3 separate regions of the Mus musculus genome follow, and all the other regions are linked to region 3. The links are chromatin loops, found by intact Hi-C in ENCODE. Cell type or tissue: heart. All regions are shown on one strand.

Region 1 (2,500 bases), 190 kb after region 3:
AGGATCTCAACAGGGGTCAGGTTAAAATGGTAGGGGGTGTTCAGGGCCAAGGGGAGGGGCACCAACCAGTCAAAGCCAGTCTCCAAGGTCAACTTAGCCAAGGTCTCTTGTAGGGGTTCTGTTTATTTTCTCTATCTGCTTTGAGCTCTGGGGACAGTACACACAATGGGGATTCCTATTAGTCCCCAATATCTCTGCCAATCCCTGACTTACCTTAAGAGACAAAAGCAGAACCATCGATTGTCCAATCTAATTACCTTGGGCACTCTGAACCTCTGGAAAATTTTCTTCTAATATCTTCTTAGCTACCACGGTAGCTGTTTCCTGCTTGGTGGGGAATGTTTCAACCCATCCAGGGAAAACTACACCTGATGGGTGTTCCCAGACTGGTATAGGTTTCTTTACAATGAGGGTCATCAGATCATACAATTGATGCATGATACATCTTTGTAATCTAGTCTTAAGACATGGCAGTTATGTAAATCTCAAGAAATGTAATTTCTTGGGTCTATTTTTATGACTAGTTACACATTACAATAAATAAGCTAAGCTACATGAGACTCCTTGCTAATTGCCAAACTACCAGTACAGAATGACCACAAATTCTTCACAAGAAATTTCCATAAAGCTTAGTTTCAATAGTCCCCAACAACTTATTATGTGTGTTAAGATGAACTAGAGGAGAAAATCCTGAAGGTTTTAAACAGTGATAAGCAAGCAAAAATATTAATTACTCTAATAGATTTGTATAGACTGTAAACCTACAGATTTTTAAAACCTTAGCTGTGTCATGTAATGTTTTCTTGGAAGTTGTCTTGTGAGAAGGTCATATGATGTTTTTCTGGAAGCTGTCTTGAGAAAGGTCATGTGATATTTTGCTGAAAACAGATACTTGAGAGGGTGGTGGGTGGTGGTGATATTCAGAAAGAATATAAGTAGAACCCTGAAGATAGTGAAAGGAAAAGCATCATGTACCCTCCCCCAAGACAGCGTCCAGAAAAACATCATGTGACACCACTGAGTTTTTTTTTTTTTTTAATGAAACCAGAAACTTTCACTTCAATTCTGTGCTTTGTAAATGTGTATAATTGTTTAAATTTTTCAGATAACAAAGATTGGGCCTGACAGGATCTTTTTACTTCTGCTTTCCATCGGCTCAGTATGTGGTTAGGAGTAGGGATCTACATGTCACTTCTTGCCTAGTGTTATGGTTGAAGTGACCTCTCAGTTGTGGGACACTGCTGCCATCAGGTGGTGATAGTCACTTAATGACTTCTGATGTGAAGAAACAAATCCTTTATCAGATTCCAGAGACTACCAGTCAGAGGTGTGCACAAAAAACATGAAGGCTCAGCATGGTGGCACACACCTTTAACCCCAGTGCTTAAGAGTTCAGAGGCAAGTAGATTTCTGAGTTCAAGGCCAGCCTGGTCTACATAGTGAGTTCCAGGACAGCCAGGACTACATAGTGAGACTCTGCCACAAACAAACAAAAAGAAAGAAAAAAATATGGAGAAGCAAAATACAATACCAGAATTTCTACTTCCTTTCATTTTTATAAAAAAAAGGTCAAGTAATTGTACTAATATTGAATATATCAGTTGTGTTCAGAATTCTTCATCCTGAATGAATTCTAAGTTTCCGCTCAGTATCACCTTCTCAGGGAAACGTTGAAGCCTCATGCTGTTATCAAGCTTAGAGGCCACAGCCTGTACCCCAAACCAGGTTCAGTTATCGGTCCTCAGTGGGCCAATTAAATGAGTCAAATTAATAGCGGAAGTCAGTAAGAGAAGATTTATTAAATATGGCCATATTGGAAAGATAGACGAGACTCTGTAATTCTATGTCTTAGGGTAACTATTGGTGTGCTAAAAACACAATGATCAAAGCAACTTGGAGAGGAAAGGGTTTATTTGACTTACGCTTCTATATAACTGTTCATCATTGAAGGAAGTCAGGACAAGAACTCAATCAGGGCAGGAACTTGGAGGCAGGAGCTGATGCAGCAGCCATGGAGTCATGCTGCTTACTGGTTTGCTTTCCCTAGCTTGCTCAGCCTGCTTTTTTTGGTTTGTTTGTTATAGAACTGGACCCTCCAACATTGTCTTAGTTAGGGTTTTACTGCTGTGAACAGACACCATGACCATGGCAAGTCTTATAAAAAGCAACATTTAATTGGAGCTGCTTACAGGTTCAGAGGTTCAGTCCATTATTATCATGGAGCATGGCAGCATCCAGGCAGGCATGGCACAGGCAGAGCTGAGAGTTCTATGTCTTCATCCAAAGGCTGCTAGTGGAAGACTGACTTCCAGGCAACTAGGGTGAAGATCTCATACCCACACCGAGAATGACACACCCATTCCAACCAGGTCACACCCATTCCAACAAGGCCACACCTCCAGATGGTGCCACTCCCTGGTCCAAGGATATACAAACCATCACAAACATCAATCACTAGTTAGGAAAATGTTCTACACACTTGCCAGAAACTTGAGCTTAT
Region 2 (2,500 bases), 970 kb before region 3:
GAGAGGTTTAGGAGTAGGGTTAAAATGCTCAAACTATATTTTTATGACATCCTTTTAATTCTCCGTAGATTGGGGACAAGCTTTAGCTAGTTAATAACAAAAGAGAAACTAATATTACTCTCTAAGGTTCACATGTACCTCAAGTGGCTTTTGTGTCTTATTCTTTTTTTGTTGTTTGTTTTGTTTTTTCGAGACAGGGTTTCTCTGTGTACCCCTGTCTGTCCTGAAACTCACTCTGTAGACCAGGCTGGCCTCGAACTCAGAAATCCGCCTGCCTCTGCCTCCCAAGTGCTAGGATTAAAGGCGTGTGCCACCACCGCCCGGCATGTCTTATTCCTAACCCAAATCTATTCTTCTTTATATATGAACATCACCACCAGCCTCAAATTTGATTGGATCACAGTCTTCTGTGTTTGTTTCTTCTCCCTAGCTGCCAATCTCAGTGTTGTTTGTCCTGAAACTGTTGCCCAGCTTCTCAGCTGTACATAGAGCCTCTTTATCACAGGCTTCAGCTAGAGGTGACTACTAATTCTCTATTCATATTTTGTATTAACTAGTTTTTATTTGCCCAGACAGACTTTACCTATATCCCAGGCTGATCATGAACTTGGGCAGATCTTCTGCCTCAGCTTCCCAAGGGATTACAGGTGTGTGAAGTAGAAACTTATAGTTTCTTTGGAAAGTTAGTTATGTCAAATGATGTTTTGCTGGGGCACTCAGGTGAAAGGATGTCTTGCTAAAGCAGACATAGATGAAAGGATGTTTTCCTGAAGCAGACACAGGTGAAAGGATATCTTGCTATATAGCAAACATGTGGAAGGACCTGAGATGAAGGAGCATAAATGTGACCCCACAGGTGTGAGCCACCACACTTTGCTCTGAACACGTTTTCAACATTGTCATTTATGGGCTTCTGCCATTTTTTCCATGTACCTACTTGGAGCTTGAAAATCTGAGTTTTCTTATTTATATGAATATGTAGGTCCATGATATTTCAGTAGTTCCCAACTTTATTTTTAATCTTGGGAATTGTTTAGTTCCTTTCAGCTTTTTGAGATTCTCTGATAAGATATTGAAATCTTTCTGTATTTTCCTTAAACTCATCAAATTTCCTTTAAACAATGATCTCAGCAGCTCACTGGGACTTTGCCCATGCAGGTTACTGCCTGGACAGTTTCTGGTCGAGTACTTTGAGTACTAGACAAGCTCAGGGTTCCCTAAATGCTCTTGGTACAAGCTGGTATGACACATGTGCTCCCAGGGGTCAGATACTGAGCCTGTTTGTCCTGAGGGGGATGGTTTTCTCTGAGCTGGTTGTCACTTCCGTGTTTTAGCACTAGATGGCGACCAGGTTCATTCAGCTTTGCCTGTTCTCACTGTTGCTGTTTTTAGACACGAATCAACGCCCAGATTTGTTTCAATACATTTCTTGGAGTGTTGTTTAAAAGGAAATTTGAGATCTTGAAATGACCTGCCCCCAAGAAATGCTTGACTATTAGGGTTAGATGCCTCTTCCATAGTCTGTGGTTAGAGTCTGCTGGATTCTACCCTCTTCTGGGCACAGCCACCATGGATAGATTCTCTTTCATTGTGTGGTCTTTTTGCTCTGATGATGATTTTCTTTGTTGTACATAATGGTTTTTTAAATTAGTTTTGTATAATTCCATTTGTCAGTTTTTCCTGTCTTGCAGCTGTCAACATCTTGAGGGTTCCTCCATGGTTTCCCAGTGGTTTCAGAACTTCATGTCAACTTCATGCTCAATGACTTTCATCCATGTGCTGTAGGATGAGCTGCTGGTCTCAGAGGACAAGCTCCCCACTCCCCCCTGACAGTGCAAGGAGGTCTATGGGTTGACTCATAGCCACCCTGCTGAGCCCAGCGTGGGCCACAGTCGTTACCACTTTTAAAATCTGTGACCTTGGGCATGTTCCTTCACCTCACGCTGTGCCTCAGTTTTCGTTTACATAATTTTTTGAGATTATAATGTAATATGTTACTCAATGGGGATTAAGCCAATTGATGTTTATAGCAGATCATAGATATTTGTTGATTAAAAGCACAATGTGAAAGCAAGGTGTTAGGCTGACGGTATTTCAATACTAGAAGGACTTGTTGGCCATGAGAAGCCAGCACACGGTCCTTAACATGCCACACTAAATTAACCTAATTTCACTTTAGAAGATCTAATTATGAGGTGGCTGGGGAAACAGAATAAAGTTAATGAATTCCAGCTTGAGTAAAACACTTAAAAGTGTCTCATGATGCCTGTATAAGCAGAGAGAGGAAAGTAAGTCGATAATTTGACAGCTAGGAAGCCATTAACTATCAGATGGTGAAGTGGCTGTGTAAGGAATGTTAACCTCTGGAAATGTATTGTTTTTTTAAAGTTTATTTTTAGTTATTATAGGAGAGAACTCGAATGCAGTTCCCTCCACTATCACAGACTATACTGTATAGTTGAGTTTACCACATTTGGGAAAAATCTTAGGCCAGCATATC
Region 3 (2,500 bases):
TTGCCACACAATGAATTTCTAGCCTGTTATGCTACATGAGACCCTGTCCTCAAAAAGCCAAAGCCAAAGCTGGTGCTGATAACTCAAGTCTATAATCTCAGCATTTGGAAGGCTGGGGCAGAAGACTCAAGAGTTCAAGGTTAGCCTGACATTGTGGGTCTGAGGCCAGCCTGTGCTACATAAGATTCTGTCTCAAAACAAAAGGGTTGGGGATATAACTGAGTTGGCATTATGCTTGCCTCGGGCTCAGGAGGCTGAGGTAAACTGGGAATAATATAGTGTGTGTCTGTAATCTCAACATTCAGGAAATGAATGAAGAAGGATCAGAAGTTTAAAGTTATCCTTGGCTACACACACAATGTGTTCTAGGCCAGCATAGGCTACATGAGACTGTCTCAAGGAAAAATAAATAGCAACAAAACAATACAGAAGAAAAAGCTGGAACTTAGGCAAGAAATAACATTTGTTTATGTACTGTTAAGTCAACAACGGAACCAATGTAGTCTTTGTAGTTTCCAATTGTTAAACCATTCCTGCTTTTCTGTTAATAGTTTTTCTTTCTAAAAATAGAAATAACAAGTAATACTAAAGCCTGCCTCTAACTCACTATATGGCTGAAGAGCCTTGAACTTCAACTTGAATTCTCAAGAAGTGTTTGGATTAAGGGCTTTACATATGTTAAGCTGATTCTTACAAAGACTCCTTGAGACAGGTACTAATACGCGATTTGCTTGGGTATGCGTGTGTATTACAACATTACCCCGTTAGCTTCGAATTTGTGGCAATCCTGTTTCAGTTTCCGGATAGCTGGGATTATAGGCGTGAACTGCCACGCCCTACTGTTATCCGAATTTTAGAAAGCTCTCCTGTACAATCGGGAGAGATTGTTACTGTTCATGGTCCCAAAGCTAGCGAGTCACGCCGGTATTAGTGGAGGTTTGTTGGTCCAGCCTGGCTCCAGGTTTCTTTTGTTCTGCCTTCACCCTCAACGCCCACCTGAGACAGGCCATCGGGTGGAGCCGCCAGCCCCACGGTGCACCACAGTCCTCAGAGACCAGACACAAAGCCGGGACAAGGACTAGGAGCCAGCAGGACGTGAGGGAAGGGACTGGGAGCTGGGGCGGACTCACAGTTCCAGGAGCTGACTGACTACTCCGGACAAAGGCATCGCGGAAGCCCTCTTAAGCCTGGACGGCAGTTGCGGCCCTCCACAACCAACTTCCGGTCGCGCAGGACTGGTAAACCTAAATGACGTCACAGAGTTGGACCTGGGGCGTGGCCACATTAGGAGCGGAAGAGGAAGTTCAGCGCTCTCTCTGGGCAGAACTGAGGGCTGCTCAGAACTAACTGGCACAAAATGTAGAGGCATCCAAAGCGGGAGCAAAGCCCCCTGGGACTTGTAGTTCTTCCTGCCCGCTATTGCCAGTTACTGCTTCTCCTGCCCAAGAGTCGCCAGAAGTCGCTGTCCAGGCAAAGGCTAATGGCAGGTCACTGCTTTTGCTGGTGCGATGCCAGGTCCCATGAAGCAAACCAAGTCTCTAGTCAGATACAGACACCGACTTCAAACACGGGGTTTACAGGACTGCAGTAGTCATCTCCACAGAGTGCGCCTGAAGCAAGAGCTGAACCATGCAGTCCTGGGTCATTCCAGGAATGGGACATATTAAGGCCTGTTCCGTTTAACATGACTAGCTATTTTGATTTTAGTCTCCATATTGCTCATAAGGTGAAATTAAGTACAGGTTCTCAGATTGTGCTTCCTAGAAGTAATTATTCGTAGCTGACATAACGTTCTCCATAATACTCATGCTCTGTTAGCTCAATACTCTGGAAACCCCTAACTACCACCTTACCCATCTCACTTAGTACCAGTCAGCTTAGAGGGCAGCTCATAATACTGATAAGACTAAGCGACTCTGATCGAACCCTGAGATGGCTCCAGGAGAGGGTATTAGGCCTCAAGGGAGAATTTCTCGCTCCCGACCCCAGGACGATTTCGCAGAAATGACTGACAAAACACTTCTCAGAAAAATCATACAACGTCCTGGCTGAAGGCCACCTGGGCCCTCTGGGGAACGAAGTTACTCTCCCAGGATGATCTGATATTGGCCCAGCCAATCAGCCAAAAGGTCAGCCTAACAACTTATCACCAAGGGCTTAGGTGTTGTTACTGTAATAGGCTTAAAAATGTATAAAAGGTGCTTGTATGTAGGGTCGCCTCCGGTCTCTTGGTCTCTTGCCTGAGAGACCGCTGAAGGTCGATCCCAGCGGACCAGAAAAATAAACCTCTTGCTTTTGCATGGATCTGAGAGTCTCATTTCACTTCGGATGGGGGGGCGGGGGTGTGTGTCTCCCGGCAGGTAATGATACTCTGGGGCTTTACAATGTCTTCTGCACTTGGTTTTCCTATAACCAGTCTGCCCTAGGTAGCACAGTCTGGTTCCCAAGTCCTTTCTATGTCCCTAATCGATAAGCCTGAATTAAGTAGTCAATAAACTTT

Evidence for each region. A loop is a pair of places that touch in the nucleus more often than their neighbours do. Peaks named below come from ENCODE experiments on the same cell type or tissue, not always from the same donor. Only the 100,000 strongest peaks of a DNase experiment are listed, where the experiment ranks them.
Region 1: a loop joins it to region 3, with 2.3 times the contacts of the local background. A loop is called at or near these places in 8 of 42 quality-filtered maps.
Region 2: it touches region 3 in a loop (5-fold over the local background); 3 of 42 quality-filtered maps call a loop at or near these places.

What each region holds. Positions count from the first base shown.
Region 1 is chr6:149,374,122-149,376,621 of GRCm38, forward strand. No RefSeq gene overlaps it. Among named protein-coding and RNA genes, the nearest start is that of Gm38930, 23 kb to the left of the region's middle. In heart, a CTCF peak has its summit at 1,250 (motif pointing left); a DNase peak (open chromatin) is centred at 1,280.
Region 2 is chr6:148,213,660-148,216,159 of GRCm38, forward strand. The region is part of intron 1 of 4732416N19Rik (RIKEN cDNA 4732416N19 gene); the gene reads left to right. Among named protein-coding and RNA genes, the nearest start is that of Ergic2, 2.5 kb to the left of the region's middle. In heart, a CTCF peak has its summit at 1,331 (motif pointing right); no DNase peak of the experiment used is centred here.
Region 3 is chr6:149,187,476-149,189,975 of GRCm38, forward strand. It overlaps Amn1 (antagonist of mitotic exit network 1), which reads right to left and starts at 1,237. Exons shown (of 7, transcript NM_001113424.1): 1 at 1,131-1,237. The coding sequence starts at 1,168. In heart, a CTCF peak has its summit at 1,328; a DNase peak (open chromatin) is centred at 1,296; H3K4me3 peaks cover 1,815 bases; H3K27ac peaks cover 1,768 bases.